Regions from separate parts of the Homo sapiens genome. Here region 1 is linked to region 2. A link is an interaction called in ENCODE POLR2A ChIA-PET data of the cell type or tissue named here. Cell type or tissue: Panc1. All regions are shown on one strand. Links, peaks and the distances in the headings refer to the core of each region. The heading gives the core; the rest is flanking DNA. Region 1 overlaps DENND5B (DENN domain containing 5B). Region 2 overlaps DENND5B (DENN domain containing 5B).

What was found. Peaks named below come from ENCODE experiments on the same cell type or tissue, not always from the same donor. Only the 100,000 strongest peaks of a DNase experiment are listed, where the experiment ranks them.
Region 1: POLR2A ChIA-PET joins it to region 2 with 8 read pairs; 2 of 35 experiments call an interaction of 5 or more read pairs at or near these places.

What each region holds. Positions count from the first base shown.
Region 1 is chr12:31,372,445-31,384,281 of GRCh38, forward strand. It overlaps DENND5B (DENN domain containing 5B), which reads right to left. Exons shown (of 21, transcript NM_144973.4): 21 at 9,782-11,837. Among named protein-coding and RNA genes, the nearest start is that of LINC02387, 9.1 kb to the left of the region's middle. In Panc1, for the core only: no CTCF peak of the experiment used is centred there; no DNase peak of the experiment used is centred there.
Region 2 is chr12:31,494,193-31,506,029 of GRCh38, forward strand. It overlaps DENND5B (DENN domain containing 5B), which reads right to left. Exons shown (of 21, transcript NM_144973.4): 2 at 1,618-1,727. Among named protein-coding and RNA genes, the nearest start is that of DENND5B-AS1, 90 kb to the right of the region's middle. In Panc1, for the core only: no CTCF peak of the experiment used is centred there; no DNase peak of the experiment used is centred there; H3K4me3 peaks cover 220 bases; H3K27ac peaks cover 1,474 bases.

The DNA.
Region 1 (11,837 bases), core at 3,112-5,611, 120 kb before region 2:
TGAACTCCTGACCTCAGGTGATCCACCTGCCTTGGCCTCCCAAATTTCTGGGATGACAGGAGTGAGCCACCGTGCCCAGCCTAATTTTTTTTTTTTTAGAGATGGAGTCTCACTCTGTTGCCAGGCTGGAGTGCAGTGGCGCGATCTCGGCTCACTGCAAGCTCCACCTCCTGGGTTTAAGTGATTCTCCTGCCTCAGCCTCCCAAGTAGCTGGGACTACTGGCTGGCGCCACCACGCCCAGCTAATTTGTATTTTTAGTAAAGATGGGGTTTCACCATGTTGGCCAGGATGGTCTCCATCTCTTGACGTCGTGATCTGCCCGCCTCGGCCTCCCAAAGTGCTTGGATTACAGGTGTGAGCCACTGAGCCTGGCCTAAATTTTAAACTATTTGTAGAGACAGGGTCTCGCTATGTTGCTCAGAATGTTCTCAAACTCCTGAGCTCAAGCAATCCTCCTGCCTTGGCCTCCTGAAGTGCTGGGATTAAAGGCATGACCCACTGTGTCCAGCCTTTTGTGGGCTTTTTGACATCCTTTTATGTTTTTCTTTGGTGAAGTGCCTATTCAAATCATTTGCACGCTTTTTTTTTTTTTTGAGATGGAGTCTTGCTCTGTCCCCCAGGCTGGAGTGCAGTGATGCGATCTCGGCTCACTGCAAGCTCCGCCTCCTGGGTTCACGCCATTCTCCTGCCTCAGCCTCCCGAGTAGCTGGGACTACAGGCGCCGGTCACCACGCCCGGCTAATTTTTTTTTTTGTATTTTTAGTAGAGACAGGGTTTCACCGTGTTAGCCAGGATGGTCTTGATCTGCTGACCTCGTGATCTGCCCATCTCGGCCTCCCAAAGTGCTGGGATTACAGGCATGAGTGAGCCACTGCGCCCGGCCATTTGCCCTTTTTTTGTTGTTGGGCTGTTTATCTTATTATTGCATTTTGAGGGTTCATTATATACTCTGGATACAAGCCCTTTGCCAGATATGTGTGTTGCTAATATTCTCTACCAGTCTGTGGCTTATCTTTGCATTCTCCTAAATTTCTTTCAGAGAGCATACATTCTGGTAGAAGAGTACTTAGTCCTGGGCCTGGCAGATTTATTTCTTTCAGGACCCAAGGCCTCTGCTGCAAACATGTTCCACCAGATCTTTGGTCAGAATAAGAAGCATATGAGCTTGATCATTGTTATGGTCACAACTTTTGTATCCCCTCAAAATTCGTACATTGAAACCTAATCTCCAATGTGATAGTATTAAGAGTTGGGGTCATTTGAGAGGTGATGAATGGGCTTCACGCCCTTATAAGAGGGCCAAAGGAGATTGTTTACCCCTTCCACCATGTGAGTGCACAGCTGTAAGGCACCGTCTGTGAGGAATAGGCTCTCACCAGATACTAGCACCTTGGCTCTTGGACTTCCCAGCCTCCACAATTATGTCTGTTTTTTGTTTTGTTTTGTTTTGTTTTTGAGACAGAGTTTGCTCTTGTTGCCCAGGCTAGAGTGCAGTGGCACAATCTCAGCTCACAGCAACCTCTTCCTCCCAGGTTCAAGCAATTCTCCAGTCTCAGCCTCCCGAGTAGCTGGGATTACAGCCACCCGTCACCAAGCCCAACTAATTTTTGTATTTTTAGTAGAGATGGGGTTTCATCATATTGGTCAGGCTGGTCTCAAACTCCTGACTTCATGTGATCCGCCCACCTCAGCCTCCCAAAGTGCTGGGATTACAGGCATGAGCCACCACACCCGACCTGTTGTTTATTCTTTATAAGTCATCCCGCATATGGTATTTTTTTCTTTTCTTTTTTTGAGACAGGGTCTTGCTCTGTTACCCAGGCTGGAGTACAGTGGCATGATCATGGCTCATTGCAGCTTCAACCTCCTGAGTTCAAACAATGCTCCCACCTCAGCTTTCCAAGTATCTGGGACAACAGGTGCATGACACCATGCCTGGCCAATTTTTTGATATTTGTAGAAATGGGGTCTCCCTATGTTGCCCAGGCTGGTATTTTCTTATAGAAGCCTGAATGAACAAAGACACTGTCCATCTTTTTCTTTTTTCTTTTTTTTTTTTGAGACAGAGTCTTGCTCTGTCACCCAGGCTGGAGTGCAGTGGTGCAGTCTTGGCTCACTGCAACCTCCGCCTCCTGGGTTCAAGCGATTCTCCTGCCTCAGCGACCCAAGTAGCTGGGATTGCAGGCAAGCGCCACCACACACGGCTAATTTCTGTATTTTTAGTAGAGACTGGATTTCGCCATGTTGGCCAGGCTGGTCTTGAACTCCTGACCTCAGGTGATCCACCTGCCTTGGCCTCTCAAAGTGCTGGGATTACAGGTGTGAGCCACTGCGCCTGGCCCATCTTTTTTTTTTTCTTTTCTTTTTGTAGAGAGAGAGAGACAGACAGAGTTTTGCCGTGTTGCTCAGGCTGATCTCAAACTCCTGGCCTCAAGTGATCCTCCCACCTTGGCCTCCCAAAGGATATAATCCCATGCCTGGAATTACAGGCATGAAACACCATGCCTGGCCATTCTTAATTTTATGACATCCTCACACTTGTAATCTCAGCACTTTTGGAGGCCAAGGCAGGTGGATCAACTGAGGTCAGGAGTTCGAGACCAGCCTTGCCAACATGGTGAAACTCCGTCTCTACTAAAAATAACAAAAATTAGCTGGGTGTGGTGGCTAGTGCCTGTAATCCCAGCTACTCGGGTGGCTGAGGCACAAGAATCACTTAAACTGGGAGGCAGAGGCTGCAGTGAGCTGAGATCACACCACTGCACTCTAGCCTGGGAGACAGAGCCAGGCTTTGTCTCAAAAAAAAAAAAAAAGAAAAAAGTTTTGTGAAGTCCACTTTATCAAGTTTTTATTTTATGTACTGCATTTTCTTGTTGTATCTAAGAAATCTTTGGTGAAAAAGATTTTCCCTGTGTTTTATTTTATTTGTTTCAGTGTCTCGCTCTGTCACCCAGGCTGGAGTGCAGTAGTATGATCTCAGCTTAATGCAACCTCCGACTCCTGGGTTCAAGTGATTCTCCTGCCTCAGCCTCCTGAGTAGTTTGGGATTACAGGCCCTTGCCACCACGCCCAGCTAATTTTTTCACCTAATTTTTGTATTTTTTGGTAGAGATGGGGTTTTATCACGTTGACTAGGCTGCTCTCAAAAGTACTGACCTCAAGTGATAAGCCTGCCTTGGGCTCCCAAAGTGCTGGGATTACAGGCATGAGCCACTGTGCCCGGCCTGACCAATCTTGATAAATGATTTTTGTGTACTTGGAAAGAATGCATATTCTGCTGTTGTTTTGTTGGAATTTTTTTTTTTTTTTTTTTTAGATGGAGTCTCGCTCTGTTACCCAGGCTGGAGTGCAGTGACACGATCTCAGCTCACTGCAACCTCTGCCTCCTGGGTTCAAGCAGTTCTCCTGCCTCAGTCTCCTGAGTAGCTAGACTACAAGCGCACACCACCATGCCTGGCTAATTTTTGTATTTTTACTGGAGATGGGGTTTCACCATGCTGGCCAGGCTGGTCTTGAGCTCCTGACCTCGTGATCCACCTGCCTCGGCCTCCCAAAGTGCTGGGATTACAGGCGTGAGCCACTGTGCCCGGCCCTGATTTTCTATTCTATCAATTATTGACAACAGGATCTGACTATAATTGAAGATTTGTCTATTTCTCATTGATTCCATCAGGCTTTTTTCCTTCTTCATGTTTTGAAGCTTTTTTTTTTTTTGAGACGGAGTCTTGCTCTGTCACCCAGGCTGGAGTGCAGTGGCGCCATCTCGGCTCACTGCAAGCTCCGCCTCCCGCGTTCACGCCATTCTTCTGCCTCAGCCTCCCCAGCAGCTGGGACTACAGGCGCACGCCGCCACGTCCGGCTAATGTTTTTGTATTTTTAGTATAGACGGAGTTTCACCGTGTTAGCCAGGATGGTCTGGATCTCCTGACCTTGTGATCCGCCCGGCTCGGCCTTCCAAAGTAGGGGGATTACAGGCGTGAGCCACTGCGCCCAGCCTTTTTGTTATTTTTGAATAGGATATAAGTGAGAAATTCAAGAAAGTTTTGAGGCATTTAAGAACACAGGTTGGCCAGGCGCAGTGGCTCACGCCTGTAATCCTAGCACTTTGGGAGGCCGAGACAGGTGGATCACTTGAGGTCAGGAGTTTGAAACCAGCCTGGCCAACATGGTGAAACCCTGTCTCTGCTAAAAATACAAAGAAAATTAGCTGGGTGTGGTGGTGTATGCCTGTAATCCCAGCTACTTGGGATGCTGAGGCAGGAGAATTGCTTGAACCTGGGAGGCAGAGGTTGCAGTGAGCTGAGATCATGCCACTGCACTCTAGCCTGGGCGACAGGGCGACTCCGTCTCAAAAAAAAAAAAAAAAAAAAGAACACAGGCTATGGGTTAAGCAAATGATAGACCTCAAGCTTATATTATTCTAGAGAACAGGGAGCATCTGGCCCACGCACCAGCCCTCATTTGAGTGACTTATTTTTAGGCTTTGCAACCCACATTAATTGCTCTTTTTTTTTCCTTTTTTCAACATGTTCTAAAATCGTATATATTTGAATCAAAGTACAGTACATGTCAGGATAAAGAATCAAAAGAATTATCAAAAATATTAGGTTGAATCCTATGGAGTTGTTAACATTTGCCTTTGACCTTTAAAAGAGGTAATTTCTAGGCCGGGCGCGGTGGCTCATGCCTGTAATCCCAGCACTTTGGGAGGCCGAGGTGGGCGGATCACCTGAGGTCGGGAGTTTGAGACCAGCCTGACCAACATGGAGAAACCCCGTCTCTACTAAAAATACAAAATTAGCCGGGCGTGGTGGCGCATGCCATAATCCCAGCTACTAGGGGGGCTGAGACAGGAGAATCGCTTGAACCTGGGAGGCAGAGGTTGCGATGAGCCGAGATCATGCCATTGCACTCCAGCCTGGGCAACAAGAGCGAAACTCCATCTTTAAATAAATAAATAAATAAATAAATAAATAAAAGAGGTAATTTCTTACAAAATAAGGATGTTTGTTCATTATAGTTTTTTTGGAATAGAGAAACATTGGGAGCTATTTAGATGTCTTTCTTTTCTATTTATTTATTTATTTAGTAGAGAGACAGGGTCTTAGTATGTTCCCCAGGCTGGTCTTGAACTCCTGGGCTCCAGTGATCCTCCTGCCTCATCTTCCCAAAGTGCTGGGATTACGGGTTGAGTCACCGTGCCTGTAACGTTTTTCATCGTAACATTGTTCAGAATAGTGAAAAAAATGAGAGTAATCTAAATGTCAAACAAATCATGCCACATCCATATCACAAAATTAAAATCAATGTTTTAGATTTAATAACTCAATCCCTTTGTGTTCTCATGAACACATGATTTAATATTGGTTTCATGACATTAAGTTCCATTTATACATGCTGGAAACTCCCAAATTTATATCTAAAGTCCAGCTATAGCTCCCCAAATCCAGACCAAGACATTGAATTTCCTCTGTGGTGTCCCAGCAAGTTCTGGAGTATGGCACCTCCTCATGGATGTGTCCTTGGCACCTGGGGGCAGATTCCAAACAAGTCCACTTATTTTAAATGTCTCAGTAAACTCATTTTTATTTTTTTGAGACTGGGTCTCACTCTATTGCCCAGACAGGAGTGCAGTGGCACGATCTCGGCTCACTGCAACCTTCACCTCTGGGGCTCAAGCAATCCTCTCACCTCAGCCCTGCAGGTAGCTGGGAACACAGGCACGTGCCACCACGCCAGGCTAATATTTTGTATTTTTAGTAGAGACGGGGTTTTGCTATGTTGCCCAGGCTAGTCTCGAACTCCTAGGCTCAAGCAATCCGACTGCCTCAGCCTCCCACAGTGTTGAGATTACAGGTGTGAGCCGCTGTGCCCAGCCTCAGTAAACTTCTTTGCCACCCAGAGAGAAGGTTGTACCCTCTGTCAGGGTCTGGTTCAACCTCAGGCAGAGGGGGCTCATTTAGATTTGCCTTGACTCAGGCCTATCGGTTTTTTTTGTTTTTTGTTTTTGTTTTTGTTTTGGGGGGGACGGAGTCTCACTCTGTTGCCCAGGCTGGAGTGTAGTGGTGTGATCTCTGCTCACAGCAACCTCTGCCTCCTGGGTTCAAGCGATTCCCCTGCCTCAGCCTCCAGAGTAGCTGGGACTACAGGCATGCGCCACTATGCCTGGCTAAGTTTTTTAATTTTTAGTAGAGATGGGGTTTCACCATGTTAGCCATGATGATCTCGATCTCCTGACCTCGTGATCCGCCCGCCTCAGCCTCCCAAAGTGCTGGGATTACAGATGTGAGCCACGGCGCCCAGCCAACTCAGCCCTATAGTTAATGGCTGTTCCCTATAAATGTTTTTCTTATATTAAGAGTTTTGTTTTCATCACCTGGCATCAGATCCTCCATTATTCCAATTTCTTGTTATTGTTTGTGATAGGTAATCTTAGTTCAACTTAACTGGGCCAGGGTGCCCAGAAACTTGGTCAAACATTATTCTGGATACTACTATGAAGGTGTTTTTGGATGAGATTAATGGTTTTGTTTTTTGTTTTTTTTTGTGATGGAGCCTTGCTCTGTCACCCAGGCTGGAGTGCTGTGGCATGATCTCGGCTCACTGCAACCTTTGCCTCCTGGGTTCAAGCGATTCTCCTGCCTCAGCCTCCTGAGTAGCTGGGATTACAGGCGTGTGCCATCATGCCCATCTAATTTTTGTATTTTTAGTAGAGGCGACGTTTCACCATGTTGGTGAGGCTGGTCTCGAACTCCTGACCCTGTGATCCACCCACCTCGGCCTCCCAAAGTGCTGGGATTACAGTGCCTGGCGAGATTAACATTTTAATTGGTGGACTTCGAGTAAAGCAAATTACTATCCGTAATATGGGTGGGCCTCATCCAGTTTAAGGAGTTAATATAAAAAAGACTGACTTCCTCCTGAGCAAGAAGAAATTCTGCCAGCAGACTGCCTTTTGGCTTGAACTGTCTCTTCCCTGAGTCTCCAACCTGATGGCCCACAATAAAGATTTAGACTCCCCAGGCCTCCACAATTGTGTGAGCCAATTCCTTAAAATGTTTCTCTATCTATAACATATCCTATTAGTTCTGTTTCTCTGGAGAACCCTAATACATTATACTTTTTTTTTTTTTTTTGAGACAGTCCCTCTCTGTTGCCCAGGCTGGAGTGCAGTGGTGCGATCTCGGCTCACTGCAACCTCCGCCTCCCGGCTTCAAGCAATTCTCCTCCCTCAGCCTCCAGAGTAGCTGGGGTTACAGGCACGCGCCACCACGCCTGGCTACTTTTTGTATTTTTAGTAGAGATAGGGTTTCACCATGTTGTTCAGGCTGGTCTCAAACTCCTGACCTCATGATCTACCCACCTTGGCCTCCCAAAGTGCTGGGATTACAGGCGTGACCCACCACGCCCAGCCTACATTATTCTTTACATTCAACTACCCCAGTTCAAATTGCTGTGTGGTTTCTGTCTCCTGATTGGACCGTGATGAATACACTATTATTCTCTCCTGAACTCCCAATCCATATGTGCAGATGCTTACCCAGCATCTCTATCTGGATGTCTAAAAGGTGTCTCAAAAGCATCGCAAATTTGTTATCCCCAAAAGTAGCTCTTGATGCTCCTCCCACAAACTTTTCTTTTCTTTTTTTCCTTTTTTTTTTTTGAGATGAAGTCTCGCTCTTGTCCCCCAGTCTGAAGTGCAATGGTGCGATCTTGGCTTACTGCAACCTCCACCTCCCGGGTTCAAGTGATTCTCCAGCCTCAGCCTCTCGAGTAGCTGGGATTACAAGTGTGTACCACCACGCCCAGCTAGTTTTTTGTATTTTTAGTAGAGACGGGGTTTCACCATGTTGGCCAGGCTGGTCCTGAACTCCTGACTTCAGGTGATCCGCCTGCCTTGGCCTCCCAGAGTGCTGGGATTACAGGCATGAGCCACCGTGCCCAGCCAAACTTGTTTTCTTTTACAGCTTTTCCAATCTCAGTTAAAGGCAACTCCATTTTTCAGTAAGGCCTTCCCTAGCAACCCATTAATTGTAGTCAGCAGCCCCAACTATACTTTCAATCCCTCTTCTCTGCTGTTATTTTATTTTTTATTTTTATTTTTTTGAGCAGATTCTCACTCTATTGTCCAGGCTGGAGTGCAGTTGCATGATCTCGGCTCACTGTAGCCTCTGCCTCCCATGTTCAAGCAATTCTTCTGCCTCAGTCTCCCCAGTAGCTGGAATTACAGGCGCCCACCACTAAACCTGGCTAATATTTGTATTTTTAGTAGAGATGAGGTTTCACCATGTTGGTCAGGCTGGTCTTGAACTCCTGGCCTCAAGAGATCTGCCTGCCTCAGCCTCCCAAACTGTTGGGATTACAGGCATGAGCCACCACACCCGGCCATTTGCTATTATTATTTATTTTTTTTTGAGACAGTCTTGCTCTGTCACCCAGGCTGGAGTGCAGTGGCACAATCTTGGCTCACTGCAACCTCCGCCTCCCAGGTTCAAGCAATTCTTCTGCCTCAACCTCCCGAGTAGCTGGGATTACAGGTGCATGCCACCACGCCTGGCTAATTTTTGTATTTTTAGTAAAGACGTTTTCACCATGTTGGCCAGGCTGGTCTCGAACTCCTGACCTTGTGATCCACCCTCCATGGCCTCCCAAAGTGCTGGGATTACAGGCGTGAGCCACTGCATCCCGCCACTATTATTGCTATCTAATTACTATATTTATTACGTATGTTTATTATGTAACTCCTCCACTGGAATATAAACTATGAGAGCAATAATTTAACGTGTATTTTAGGGCCGGGCACAGTGGCTCACGCCTGTAATCCCAGCACTTTGGGAGGCCGAGTTGGGCAGATCACGAGGTCAGGAGATCGAGACCATCCTGGCTAATATGGTGAAACCCCATCTCTACTAAAAATACAAAAAATTAGCCAGGCATGGTGGCACGCACCTGTAGTCCCAGCTACTCGTGAGGCTGAGACAGGAGAATCACTTGAACCTGGGAGGTGGAAGTTGCAGTGAGCCAAGATTGCACCACTGCACTCCAGCCTGGTGACAGAGTGAGACTCCGTCTCAAAAAAAAAAAAAAAAAAAAAAAAAAAAAGAATTTCATGGTTTTTGTTTTGTTTTTTTGAGATGAAGTCTCACTCCTGTCCCCCACGCTGTAGTGCAGTGGCATGATCTCAGCTACTGCAACCTCCGCCTCCCGGGTTCAAGCGATTCTCCTGCCTCAGCCTCCCGAGTAGCTGGGATTACAGGCACCTGTCACCACACCCAGCTAATTTTTGTATTTTTAGGAGAGACAGGGTTTTGCCATGTTGGCCAGGCTGGTCTTGAACTCCTGACCTCAAGTGATGCACTCGCCTTGGCCTCCCAAAATGCTGGGATTACAGGCCTTCTCCTTTTTAATGATATATTTTGATGACCAGAAATTCTTAATTTTTATATAGTCAATTTTTTTATAGCAAAACACCTGTGAACATAGTCAAATTTATCACTTATCCTTTATAATTTAAATGTCTTAAGAAAACTTCCCTTTCCCAAGTTAATAAGTACATTTTGTATTTTCTCCTAAAAATTATGTTTCATCTTTCACATTTAGGTTGCTAAGCCACCAAGAATTGATTTTTCTGTATGGTGTGAGGTAGGGTTCAAATTTTCACCCCTTACTCAGAAGGCTCTTTTTTTCTACATAATGGTTTTGGTTTGATCTCTCTGCTTTCTGAAGTCTCTTATCCTATGAAACACTATCAAGATTCTACAACAATGAAGCAAAACAAAGTATCAATCCCACAGTTTTATTTGTAAAGAACAAAGCATGAAAAGTCATATTTAAATGTACTCCCAAACCTGAAAAACCCACGTCAGTTTGTCTGATATGTATGTTAAAGTGCTTAATATCACAATACTCTTTCAAATTTTATATTATGTTCAGATGAGAAAAAAAATCCAGTTCTGATGCATTTTGCTAACAATACAAAGAAAAACAATATAATTTAAATTCAGAAAAGCTAATTAAAAAAAAGATACACAGGTTACATTTATACATGGTTCAAGTGTAACACAGAGCATTCTAAATGTTTCACACCCTCATTTGATTGACAACAGGAACTCCTTACTATACTTCTCTACTGTTGACAAGATTTGGTGTTTAGAATCAAGATTGGATTCACACACAAGTACATTCAGGTAAATTAGAACAAATATGATTCCCTCCTACATAACCCAAGGATACCCTGGATCCCTTCGAATGAGGAAAAATTTTATTTGAGGTTTTTTTTTTTTCCTCTAGCTTGATGTGATATATCTCTGAAGTCAATCTTTATCTTGTCCTTGAGAGGGTGAACAGCTCCAATCAGATTTTGGAGAGGAGGTTCTCCTTAGATTCTTTTGATCACACTACATCAGCAACCTCTTCAAAAAGCTTAGAATTCAGTTGATTCAAGGGATTTATAAATTTATTTTAATAGGAATAAAGGACCTAGTAGTTTATTATCCTTTTCTGTCTCCTATTTATGCTAAACAGTAAAGTAATAAATACTTATATAAGAAACAGACTTCAAAAGACATGGATGACTTGGAAATAGGATTCACTTTATAAAAGTAGAGAAGGGCTCAAGACTCTCAATCAGTGAAGGTGTGTTAATACTGAAATATAAATAGCTAAAGTTCAGATTGTCTTTTCAACATAGTGAAAAGGATACACTAGTTTCTGTAAACCTCACAGAAAATATTCACAGTTCCCTAAATGAAAAATTGTAATCTTTAGCAGAAAGAAGATATTTCATTATGAAGAGCTACACTCCTAATGTTGTGAAATAAATATTTCCCTGGAAATTTGAGGTCCTTGTCTGTCACCTCATGTTTCAAAATACCTTAGGGATGTCAACATATACTACACATAAGCTGTTGTATAGTCTTGAACCTCTTTTTCACTTACATTTACATATAACAGTGCTTTATTGCCAAAAAAGGAAATATGAGCAGTTCAGTATTTCCCCCATATCATTCATATAGTGTGATAGAAGTTCATTAAAATAATTTTTTAAAAAGCCATGTGAAAGTAAATACCACAAGGTTACAAAAGGTACAAAAATGTGTGAAACATTTAAATTTCAGAGGGAAATCCACACTTCTGCAAGGTTGAAGTTTCTCATATCAAATTCTCATTCCCAGTGGAAAACAAGGTGGGGAGGGTTGGGAGGTTTTTGTCCTCAGTAGCCTGCTTTTTCCCACGTAGGACTCCACTTTATACTACTTCACACTGACTCGCAGTCATTTTTAAGGCATATGACTCCCGACCAGGGCACAGATCTCACACATGCTTCCAACATCAGTGTAATGCCACTGTGTCATAAAGGTCAAGATTAGGGGTTTCATGACATATGAAAAACTTTGGGAAAATAAATTTTTCAAGAGGTAATACTTTTGGCAATTTAATTTTAAAACAACTTCTTCACCAGCTATTACTATGCAAAAATAATCATTATGGTCCCAGCATTTAATTTATTTGCAGGAAAAAAACAAATTAAATATTGATTTTTTTATTTACTTTGAGATGTAATCCTAAAGCAATGTATTAATTTAAAAAATTACCACAGCAGAAAAGATGCCTCTATGTGGGTATGGTCCTTCCAAAAGTCAGCTTAAAAGTCAAGCATTTATTCTAAGCATTCTGCTACTACTGTTGTGCTCAAACTTTTGGTATAACTTAGAGACACTTATGAGCCACATAAAAACTAAGTCCTTTGTTTTGTTTTTTTGAGATGGGGTTTCCCTATGTTACCCAGGCTGGACTCAAACTCCTGGGTTGAAGTGATCCTCCTGCCTTGGCTTCC
Region 2 (11,837 bases), core at 3,370-5,869:
CATCCATCCACCTACCTACCTACCTACCTCTACCTACCTACCTACCTACCTACCTACCTACCTATTTTGAGACAGGGTCTTGCTATGGTGCCCATTCTGGTCTCAAACTCCTGGGCTCAAGCAGTCACACTGCCTCAACCTCCTGAGTAGCTGGGCTTATAGATGCACAACATCATGCAGGGATAAAAGAGACATTTAATCAGCACTGGTAACTCATTATGAGGCAGGAGAACAGGGTCTGGAGGCAGGGAACCTAAGGCCGATTCATGCTGACTTTCTAGAACTAAATCAAAAGGAAAACCCCAACTTTCCATGCCCAAGTAGCAAAAGGACCAGTGGCTACTCCCTTTGTACCTTCCCCCTACCCTTTTTCTGCATGACAGACTAAAAACTGAAAGTACCTCTGATTGTTTCCTTCCCACAACCAATCAGGATGGTCGTGGGCCAAGTCTTCATTTGCATAGGAGTGTAACTTTGTAACTTCACTTCAGCCTCTGATTGGTTGTATGTTTGTGTAGGGTGTAACTTTGCTTCAGCTTCTGATTGATATCCTCCCACAACCAAACAGACTGATCGTGGGCCATTACTTCATTTACATAGAGTGTACACTAAGTAACCAATGGAAAACCTCTAGAGGGTATTTAAACCTCAGAAAATTCTATAATGGGCTCTTGAGCTGCTTGCTCGGGCCTGCTCCCACCCTGTGGATTGTACCTTCATTTTTAATAAATCTCTGCTTTTGTCGCTTCATTCTTTCCTTGCTTTGTTTGTATGTTTTGTCCAATTTTTTGTTCCAGACACCAAGAAGCTGGACTCCATCCACCGGTAACAATAATACAAATTCAGATTTCTACTGTACCTAAATAACGCAATTAAGTTGCTTTTCATCTTTACACTGTCTGTAAAAATGACAAATTATAGGCCTACCATACAATATTCCTTGAAACATGAGAACTGTAATCAGGCTCTTTCCATCAGGCTCCTCTCAGGCCAATAAAGTAATATCACTGTTTATCAAAGCTTCTACATATTAATACAAATGCACAACACAGTTTAATAGTAGGAAACTAAAATGGGCTTTTAGGATCTATTGTATAAACTTATTAACTATGGAAACCCTGGGCAAGTAACTTGCTTCTCTGAGCTTCTGCTTCCAGATCTTTAAAATGAGGAGAGTATCACATTTCTTTTTTTTTCTTTTTTTGAGACAGAGTCTCGCTCTGTTGCCCAGGCTGGAGTGCAGTGGCGTGATCACGGCTCACCACAACCTCCGCCTCCTGGGTTCAAGTGATTCTCCTGCCTCAGCCTCCCGAGTAGCTGGGATTACAGGCATGTGCCACCACACCTGGCCAATTTTTGTATTTTTAGTAGAGACGGGGTTTCACTATGTTGGTCAGGCTGGTCTTAAACTGACCTCAGGTGATCCACCTGCCTCGGCCTCCCAAAGTGCTGGGATTACAGGTGTGAGCCACCACACCCGGCCTCACATTTCTTATAAAATCACTTAAAGAATAAATGAAATGAAATAAGGTAGACATTCAAAATACAGTCACTACCTTCATATTAATAAAGTGAAAACAAGGCTAAAGAGTAAATGAGGGGAAAAAAAACACATACCATGTTCACCGCATCTTGATCAAAAGGGTTCCATTCTATATTCTGAGGATAGTGGGCGAGAACTTTGGATTTGAATGTTCTTCTCAAAGGACTCTGGTCAAAATTTTCGCCTACAACAAATAATACATAGTTAATATCTAGAACTTTTCCAAAAGCATGTCATAGTTTTCTATTTATTTTATAGTCCTACTACTGACTGATAATGTTGAGATCTGATTCAATTTCTGCCTCTAACCATCTGTATTGTAAAATCCCGATGGACAACTAAAAAACTGTTAACAACAGAGCAGCATTTAAAACTTCAGAATCTGAATTTTAAAATCCTGGCTACTCAACTGATACTAAAAATCAAAATATGGTAATATAATCATTGCTGTAACCTAATTATGGTCCACATTTCAGTGTGTGGTAATAATAAACTATATGAAAACATTTACTTCAGAAAAGAAAAGTCTTACATTAAGCTAATCATATGTCTTATGATCCTAAAATTTTATACACACTTAGACCCCCATGCTACAGTGCTCAAAGGAAGCAATTTTGCTTGAGTTTCCACAAAAATCTCTGAGAAATGTGATTGCATATCCAGGTTCTCCAGTAACAAAATTAACAGAATTAGAAACATCATTGCTGAGTCATCCTGTTTAGTAGACAGAACACATTAAACATACTAACCTTTTAAAATAAATGAGCTATCCTAAGTTAAATTCATTATCTGGCAAAATTCTGGAAACATAAAAGTAGGCTACATTTTAATTACTAAGAAAATTCAGGCCAGGCACAGTAGCTCATGCCTGTAATCCCAGAACTTTGGGAGGCTGAGGTAGGAGGATTGCTTGAGCCCAGGAATTTGAAACCAGCCTGGGCAACATGGTGAGACCCCGTTTCTTTTCTTCCTATTTTTTTTTTAATAAATTTTTTAAAAAGTAAAACATTGAAAATTCAATAATAGCTATCAGATTAGTTTTTTTAACCTCCTCAACCAGAGTAATTCCCTTAAGACCTATTATCCCTAAATGTTTTAGTTTCATGAAATATTTTAAGGTAGACGGATCTTAAATTCCCAATGTCAAAAATTTGGGATCAAGGAACTAGAAGATCTTGCAACAATTTTATTGTGTTGTGTGTTTTCCTACTTTTAGAGTTCTAATTAAGTGCAAAATACTAGCTGTTACAGCAAAAGATAAATGTCACTTTACCAGTATTTATACTATTAAAAATATCACAAAGCAATTTGATTTATGAATTGTATTTGACTTCTAGTTAGACTCAGTTTCTATTTTGGGTAAAAATATGAAAAAAAAAAACCACCTTGGAATGCAAAACAGATCGCAGAAGGACGAAAAAGTCACACTCAAAAATCTTGCTGGAGACAACAATATAAAATACATAGGAATTTTTTTGAACAAGGACACATAATTTAAATACATTTGCTTAGGCAACTAAACTACTATTTCTAACTGAAGTCCTTGGCTAATGATCATTATTTTCTTTAGATTCCTCTGACTTATTTAGGCAAACATTTCATCTCTGTATTTTTCTACTCCATACTTCCATCTTCTAAGAGTTGAGAGCATTCATTTCTAGAAGAGAAATTGTCAGACATCCTTAAGGAGAGTTTATCAATTTTTGCACCAAGCTTCTAGAGTATGTAAGCATCAAAAAGTCAGCAGAGGAATGTGAAACTGTCCATGAGAGTCAATGTGGCTGAAGAACAGATTCAGGGCTCAGAACTGATTTCAGGAAGAGTCCATGATGTTTTTAAGCTGATGCTAGATTTTCCTGTGAACACTAAGAAATTGTAAATTATTCACTTCTTCATTTAAAAAAAAGTTACTTGGCCAGAATGTGGTGGCTCATGCCTGTAATCCCAGCACTTTGGGAGGCTGAGGTGGGCAGATCACTTGAGACCAGCAACATAGTGAAACCTCATCTCGAAAGAAAGGAAAGTAAGGGGGAGCGGCATGGGGAGGGTGGAGGGGGAGGGGCATGGGGAGGGGCAGCGGAGGGGGCAGGGAGGGGCAAGGGGAGGGGGCAGGGGGGGCAAGGGGAGGGGGAGGGGCAGTGGAGGGGGCAGGGAGGGGCAAGGGGAGGGGTAGGGGCAGGGGCAGGGGCAAGGGCAGGGGGAGGGGGCGGGGAGGAGAGGGGAGGGGAGGGAAGGGAAAGAAAGAGAGGAAAGAAAGGAAAAGAAAAGAAAGATAGATTGATTTTTTAGGTTACTTTTCATTTCACTTTAGAGAAAAAACAAAATTCCTCCCAGTTATAGTCTAAGCTGCTGATAGTGTACTGACACAGCAACAGCGTAACTTCATGATAGCCATCAAGAAACCCTCTCCTTCACCTACCCTCTAACACCAGAAATACTTGCTTTTATTATCCACAAATGTAAATAAAATATGAAACACTGCAGAAGCAGAAGAAACAAGACATAACCTATCATAAAACTCCTTGCAACACTTACCTTTTAATTCAGTCCTGCCTGTGTATAGTTAAAATAACATTATCTTCATTCATGTATCAAGTTATTAATGGGACAGGAGATATATCAGAAAGGTCATGAAAGTGCCATTCTCAATATAATTGTTCTGTTAACTAAGGAACATTGCACCTTCTTGACACACAAAGAATCAACAAGAAGGAAACCACCTCCAGAAAGAAATAATTTTACAAAAACAAAAAAAGCCACAAAACAGTAACAAATCTAACAAAAGAAAAGCAAAACCACCACCACCACTGCTTATTAGACTGCTTAAAAAAGGGGTAACAGGAAAGATCATTGCTATATATACACAGCTGTCTTGGCAAATATGATTTGGAAGGATATTAGGGGAAGAACTAACTATGTAGAAATTCTGATATCACTGTTAAGAATTCAGAAATGGGCCGGGCACTGTGGCTCATGCCTGTAATCCTAGCACTTTGGGAGGCTGAGGCAGGTGGATCACTTGAGGTCAGGAGTTCGAGACCAGCCTGGCGAACGTGCTGAAATCCTGTCTCTACTAAAAATACAAAACTTAGCCAAGCATGGTGGCATGCACGTGTAATCCCAGCTACTCAGGAGACTGAGGCAGGAGAATCAGTTGAACCCGGGAGGTGGGGGTTGCAGTGAGCCAAGATCACACCACCGCACTCTAGCCTGGGTGACAGAGTAAGGCTCCGTCTCAAAAAAAAAAAAAAAAAAGAGAATTTAGAAATGACTGGATGCAGCTATTCCTACTAGCACTGGCCAAAAGAAGAGAATCTTGGTGATGACTTTTGGGGATGAGAGATGGGGGAACAACCTATACTTCTCATTTTAAACACAAGTTTTACCTCTAACTTAGAATTTACTGCTGGGAAAAAAAAACAGGAAAATAACCAAGTCTAAGAATTTGGATTCCCAGGAAATGAAAAATTACATAAGCATCCTGTACTTAAAATTTACCTTTTAAATATTATCTTGAAACAAACAAGGACTATAAATTTGTACGACTGCTACAACTACATATCAACTTAACTCCAAGTAACACTGCCAAATAACCTCCTACTAAATTGAAGCTGCAATTAATCCTTTCCTCCTAAGAAAGTAGGAAATATCTGCCAAGAGAGCTTAAAGACTACTGAATACATGTTTTCAAGGCTTGAAGCAAATGAAGTCTTTATGAAAATTAAGATGCAGATGAGAGAAGAGAAACATAAAATAACATCTACAAGTCTGACCAAGCAAAACTGAATAAAGAAACATTTATAATGGGCTTGCAGTCAATTAAAATAATGATTTATAATAGCCCATCCTTGTTCTTAATTTTATTTTTACCTGAAGTCGTATTTGCAGCACCTTGGCTCTTGCCATGACGATCTGCTTCTAGCCATTGGTACAAAACTACATAATGTAACAGAAACAAAAAAGCTTTATGAACAAATAAAAACAAACAAAAAGCAAAAATGACTTTGAAGAATGGAAAATGAGAATAATTAACCAAAAGCAATCACACAGGAGACATTAACATTAGAATGTAGCTTAACACCAATGGAATGTAGCTGATAAGGGATTAGTAATGAAAGCAAAGAGAATAGGTAATTTTAACAAAATAAGTGAAATGCTATTAAATATCTCTAACAGGTTTTGTATGGGAAATAGCACACATATTCTCTTCTTAATGCTTACTTAAAGAGGAATATTAGGAGAAAGCTAATGCTTCTATAGTCAGATATCATACAAGTTGAGTATCCCTTATCCAAAATGCTTAGGACCAAGAAGGGTTTTGGATTTCTGACTGTTTCAGATTTTGAAATATTTGCATTATATTTACAGGTTGAGCATCCTTAATTAGAAAATTGGAATACTGGCACTCAAAAAGTTCAAATTTTGGAGCATTTTAGATCTCGGATTTTTGGATTAGGAATGCTCAACCTAAAAAGTATGACAGTAAGACTAAATGACCAACTTTAAAAATTAAAGAGCATCCCTAATTAGAAAATTAGAATACTGGCCTCAAAAAGTTTCAAATTTTGGAGTATTCTGGATCTCAGATTTTTGGATTAGGAATGCTCAACCTAAAAAGTATGACAGTAAGACTAAATGACCAACTTTAAAAAATTACATCCTGGCTGGGCATGTTGGCTCACAACTGTAATCTCAGCACTTCGGGAGGCCGAGGCAGGTGAATTGCTTGAGGTCAGGAGTTCGAGACCAGCCTGATCAACATGGTGAAACCTCATCTCTACTAAAAATACAAAAATTAGCTGGGCATGGTGGTGGGTGCCCATAATCCCAGTTACTCAGGAAGGCCAGGCAGGAGAATTACTGGAACCCAAGAGGTGGAGGTTGTAGTGATCTGAGATCATGCCACTGCACTTCAGCCTGGATGACAAAGTGAGACTGTCACAAAAAAAAAAAAAAAAAAAAAAAAAATTACATCCCAACCACTGCATATTGATTAGAATGGCTTAAGTCCCAAAAGCTGACTATACCAAATATTGACAAGGATAGGAAGTGACAGTAATTCTCATTCACTGCTGATGAGAATGCAAAATTGTACGGCCACTTTGGAAGAGAGTTTGGCAATTCCTTACAAGGTTAAACAGTCTTATCACAGAACCCCATAACTCCAGTCTAATCATAAGAAAAACATCAAATTCCAGGAGGAGTAACCTATAGTATATCTGATAAGTACTCATCAAAACTATCAAGGACAACAAAAACAATGAAAGTCTGAGATTCTGTCATAGCCAAAAGGAGCCTAAGTAGACATGACAACTTATGGGGATGGGATACCTCAACAGAAAAAAGACTGATATGGTTTGGCTATGTCCTCACCCAAATCTCACCTTGAATTGTAGTTCCCATAATCCCCACACACCGTGGGAGGGACCCAGTGAGAAGTAATTGAATTATGGGGTTGGTTACCTCCATGCTGTCCTTGGGATAGTGAGTTCTCACAAAATCTGATGGTTTTATAAGGGGCTTTCCCCCACTTCACTCTGCACTTCTCCTTGCTGCTGCCATATGAAGAAGGATGTGTTTACTTCCCCTTCCGCCACAATTGTAAGTTTCCTGAGGCCTCCCCAGCCCTATGGAACTGTGAGTCAATTCAACCTCTTTCCTTTATAAATTGCCCGGTCTCAAGTCTATCTTTATTAGCAGCATGAAAACAGACGAATACAAGAATATTAAGTAAAAACTAAAGAAATCTAAATAGAGGCCGGGCGCAGTGGCTCATGCCCGTAATCCCAATACTTTGGGAGGCCAAGGAAGGCGGATCACCTGAGGTCAGGAGTTTGAGACCAGCCTGGCCAACATGGCAAAACCCTGTCTCCACTAAAAATACAAAATTAACCAGGCATGGTGGTGCATGCCTGTAGTCCCAGCTACTTGGGAGGCTGAGGCAGAAGAATTGCCTGAACCCGGGAGGTGGAGGCTGCAGTGAGCTGAGAACGCGCCACTGCACTCCAGCCTGGGCAACAAGAGCAAAACTCCATCTCAAAAAAAAAAAAAAGAAAGAAAAAAGAAATCTAAATAGAGTGTAGACTTTAGTTAGCAATAATGTATCAATATTTATTCATTAATTATAACTAATGTACCATACTACGAGAGGTTAATGATAGGGGAAATTGTGTGTGTGGGGTGAGGCAAGTATATGGGAACTCCATTCTCAATTTTTCTGCAAATATAAAAACAACTTTATTTTAGAAATTACATTCCAGTATTTAAGGTAAAAACACCAGCAACATTATATTCAATCTTGCCGGGCGCAGTGGCTCACGCCTGTAATCCTAGCACTTTGGGAGGCGGAGGTGGGCGGATCACGAGGTCAGGAGTTCGAGACCAGCCTGGCCAATATGGTGAAACCCCATCTCTACTAAAAATACAAAAATTAGCCGGGTGTGGTGGCACACACCTGTAGTCCCAGCTACTTGGGAGGCTGAGGCAGAAGAATCCCTCAAACCCGGGAGGTGGAGGTTGCAGTGAGCCAAGATCACGCCACTGCACTCCAGCCTGGGTGACAGAGCAAAGCTGTCTCAAAAACAAAAACAAAAACAAAAAAAACATTATATTCAATCTTATAAGTAATCTACCTTTTATAAATCATGTTTATCAATGCAAACATAAGCTGAAATTTGCTTTATACTGATATCCCATTTCGTCAATAATATTCCTAAGCATAATTATAAAGTGTCAACTCTTGGAGGAAAGTTTACTACTGTAACGACACAGGCTATAACTTAGCAGCTTTGAAGAGTGTAAAAACTTCTGAATGTCTTTTATTGGTTACTCAGATGTCTAAAACTCAGATATCTTTAAAGAGATGTCAGAGTCTTTCTTTTAAATAGTCAATAATGATAATGTAGGGTACCAATGGCCAAGAGAGCTTGCTATCCACACCCCCAACGTTTGATGATCCAAGGACAGCAACAAATATTAAGCTTCTACGCTGGGGGGCTACTTACCCACAGATACTGTGAGAACTGAATATCCCAAACAAGGTTTACAGAAACCTTTCATACTCTCTCCTCAACAAAAACAACAAAGGGCTGAGAAAGCTGCCTACAGAACTGAACTAGAGTAATAAAGGAATCGGTTTATTACAAATATCTAAGAGAACCCTGAAATCATCAAAGTGGTTACTTAGATCTCTGAGGAACAGCCAGGGCTGTGAACTGACATCCATGGTCATGGATAGATAGCTGAAAGACCTCTGAGCAAACATCCAAGTCCTTGGTTAAGGGTGCCACAGAGGGCACAGAAGTCAGCACCCTCCTCCAGAAACACACTTCTGGGAGGGAAACAATTGTTACATATGGGACTAGCATGAAAGAATTCAAGAAGGAGACCTCAATAATTAAATATATACTACAGGTATTTCTCTTCCCTTTAGTTTACAGGGATAACAGCTACTCATGAGAGGAGGAGAGAGGGGAATTACACTATGACACAAAAATCTCCCCGTTAGGAAAAGCAAGCATGAGCTTTACAATTGACAATGAAGGCTGGGTGCAGTGGCTCATGCCTGTAATCCTAGCACTTTGGGAGGTGGAGGTGGGCAGATCGCTTGAGTTCAGGAGCTTGAGACCAGCCTAGGCAACATGGTAAAACCCTGTCTCTACAAAAAATATAAAAATTAGCTGGGCGTGGTGGCAGGTGCTTGTAGTCCCAGCTACTCAGGAGGCTGAGGTGGGAGGATGGCTTGAACCCAGGAGGTGGAGGTTGCAACGAGCTGTGATCCATTCCAGCCTGGGCAACAGGGCCAAACTCTGTGTCTAAACAAACAATTGACACTGAAAATCACTTCCACAAAATGAGATGCAAAGTAGGGAAACAAATCCATTAACTGGTCTAACAATTTTGCCCAGCTCCTATCTTAAGCCTGTATTTTCCCCTGATTAAGGCAGAAACTCTTGGCTATGTTCAGGTTATCACTAGGAATATTTACCAATAGTTCCAATTACTTCACATAGTCCTCGTTTCCGGTTTTATCAGAGAGGTTTATCATGTTTGATTTCATGTCTCACTGATAAAATCATAGTCTGTTTCTGACCAGAGACTTTCTCCAGAAAACAAAGCTAAGTCTCACACTATTTCCCTCTCTTCCTGTCCTGACAGGTAACCCCAGAAGCCTAGTTTTAAACAAAATCATTAATAAAATGAGACATGAAAGCTATTCCAGGTCAATTTAACCAGTTATATAGAGAACTACACATAAGCAAAAATCATTTTAATAGATTTACATATTCAAATATTTCATCCTTGCCTCTAGATTACCAAAGTCCAATTAACTTCAGTTTAAATAATTCAGAGAATTTCCAGTGAAATAAGTACATCTGATTCAAGTGCGCTATAACGTAAATCACCATTTATATAAAGTTTGGACTTTAAAGTCTACTTTATAGGACATATATTTAAACAGATAATGTATAATTTAAAAAGAAGTGTGACTAATTTTTTAACTTAACATACTAGAATGTACATGGGCAGCTCTGGAAATACTGAACTCCTAAAATTTCTCAATCTCCATAAAATACATGAAATATAGCACAAAAGTTCTGCTACTATGAATGTAGATGATGTTAGAATGCCAAGAACACATCTCTCTTCACCAAAGGAATATGAGATCTGGCCTTCTGGTTGCTTCACGCTTCCTCTCAGTTGGCAGTGGAAATAGGGACCCCATCCCCAGCTCAAAGTTACTGGTAGAGATTTCTATAGCATGCTTGTGGGGTTGCAAATGAAGAGGAATATTTGAGATTTATGAACCTTGGGGGCTGTTTTTCAGCCTGATCATCATGGTTAAATATTTCTTCACTCACTCTCCTCCCTAAACCTTCCCACTAGGAGGGCCCCAGTAAGTTACCTCCTGCACTATCCACTTCCATCATAGCCTGTTTGTGACCAGAGACTTTCTCCACAAAACAAAGCTAAGTCTCACACTATTTCCCTCTCTTCCTGCCCTGACAGATAACCCCAGGAGCCTAGAAGTTTTAAAGAAAATCTGCTTCTGGGTGGGGGTCAAACGATTAGTTCTTGCCAATGATATGTGGGCAGCAATGACGTCATTTCCGGGTCAAGGCACACAATCTATCTTTCCTCTGCCATCTATCAGCTAAATGCAAAGGAGGCCTTAAAAGATGGACAGTTCTCAAAGTGGAAGAAAGTTGAGTCACTAAATATCTTTGTGAAGTAGAGTGCCTCCCACCTTGGCCTACATTACACTAAACGTGAATGAGAAAAACTTTTATTGTCTCATGCCACTGAAGTATTATGGGGTTGTTATTACAGCAGTTAGCTATTCATGTGTTTACTAGCCTGAGTTTTTATTTGTGTTCGTTTTGACTTTCTGACTATAATACTAACCCCTGACTATATCGTACCTTCTATTGGTAACTGTCTACATTGCTTGTTACATGTTTAAATACACGAGTACAGTTCTCCAAGTATAAGACAGAATTTGCCTTTTTTTTTTTTTTTTTGAGACAGAGTCTTACTCTGTCACCCAGGCTAGAGTGTGACGTTGAGATCTTGGCTCACTGCAACCTCTGCCTCCTGGGTTCAAGCAATTCTCCTGCCTCAGCCTCCCAAGTAGCTGGGACTACAGGTGTGCTACCATGCCCAGCTAATTTTTGTAGTTTTAGTAGAGACAGGATTTCATTATTTTGGCCAGGCTGGTCTCAAACTCCTGACCTCAGATGATCTGCCCGCTTCAGCCTCCCAAGTGCTGGGATTACAGGCATAAGCCACCATGCCCAGGCCAGAATTTGCCCATTTTTAATGCATGTTCTCCACCTTTCATAGAAAAAGCCATATATCCTACTAAGCTATTTATGAAGACCACAGGTTCTAGCCCATGACAAGCTTGTTATCCTTTCTAAACACACAACCCCCAAATCTAGTCAGCAAACTTGAAGGTCTAGGGTGATGGTCATGAAAGGAATCAAACAAAAGAATCTTGGAGGGGTCTCTGCAAATTCATCGACTCCATTAAGGAATATTCAACAACACAGAAACTTAAATCCAGGTAATATTAAAGTTTATTTTAATTAATTAATTAATTAATTGTTTTTTTGAGACAGAGTCTCACTCTGTTGTTGTCCAGGCTGGAGTTCAGTGGCACGATCATGGCTTACTGCTGCCTGGACCTCCCAGGCTCAAGTGATCCTCTCACCTCAGCCTCCCACATGGCTAAGACTACAGGCATATACTCTCATGCCTGGCTAATTTTTAAAACATTTTTGTAGAGGCAGGG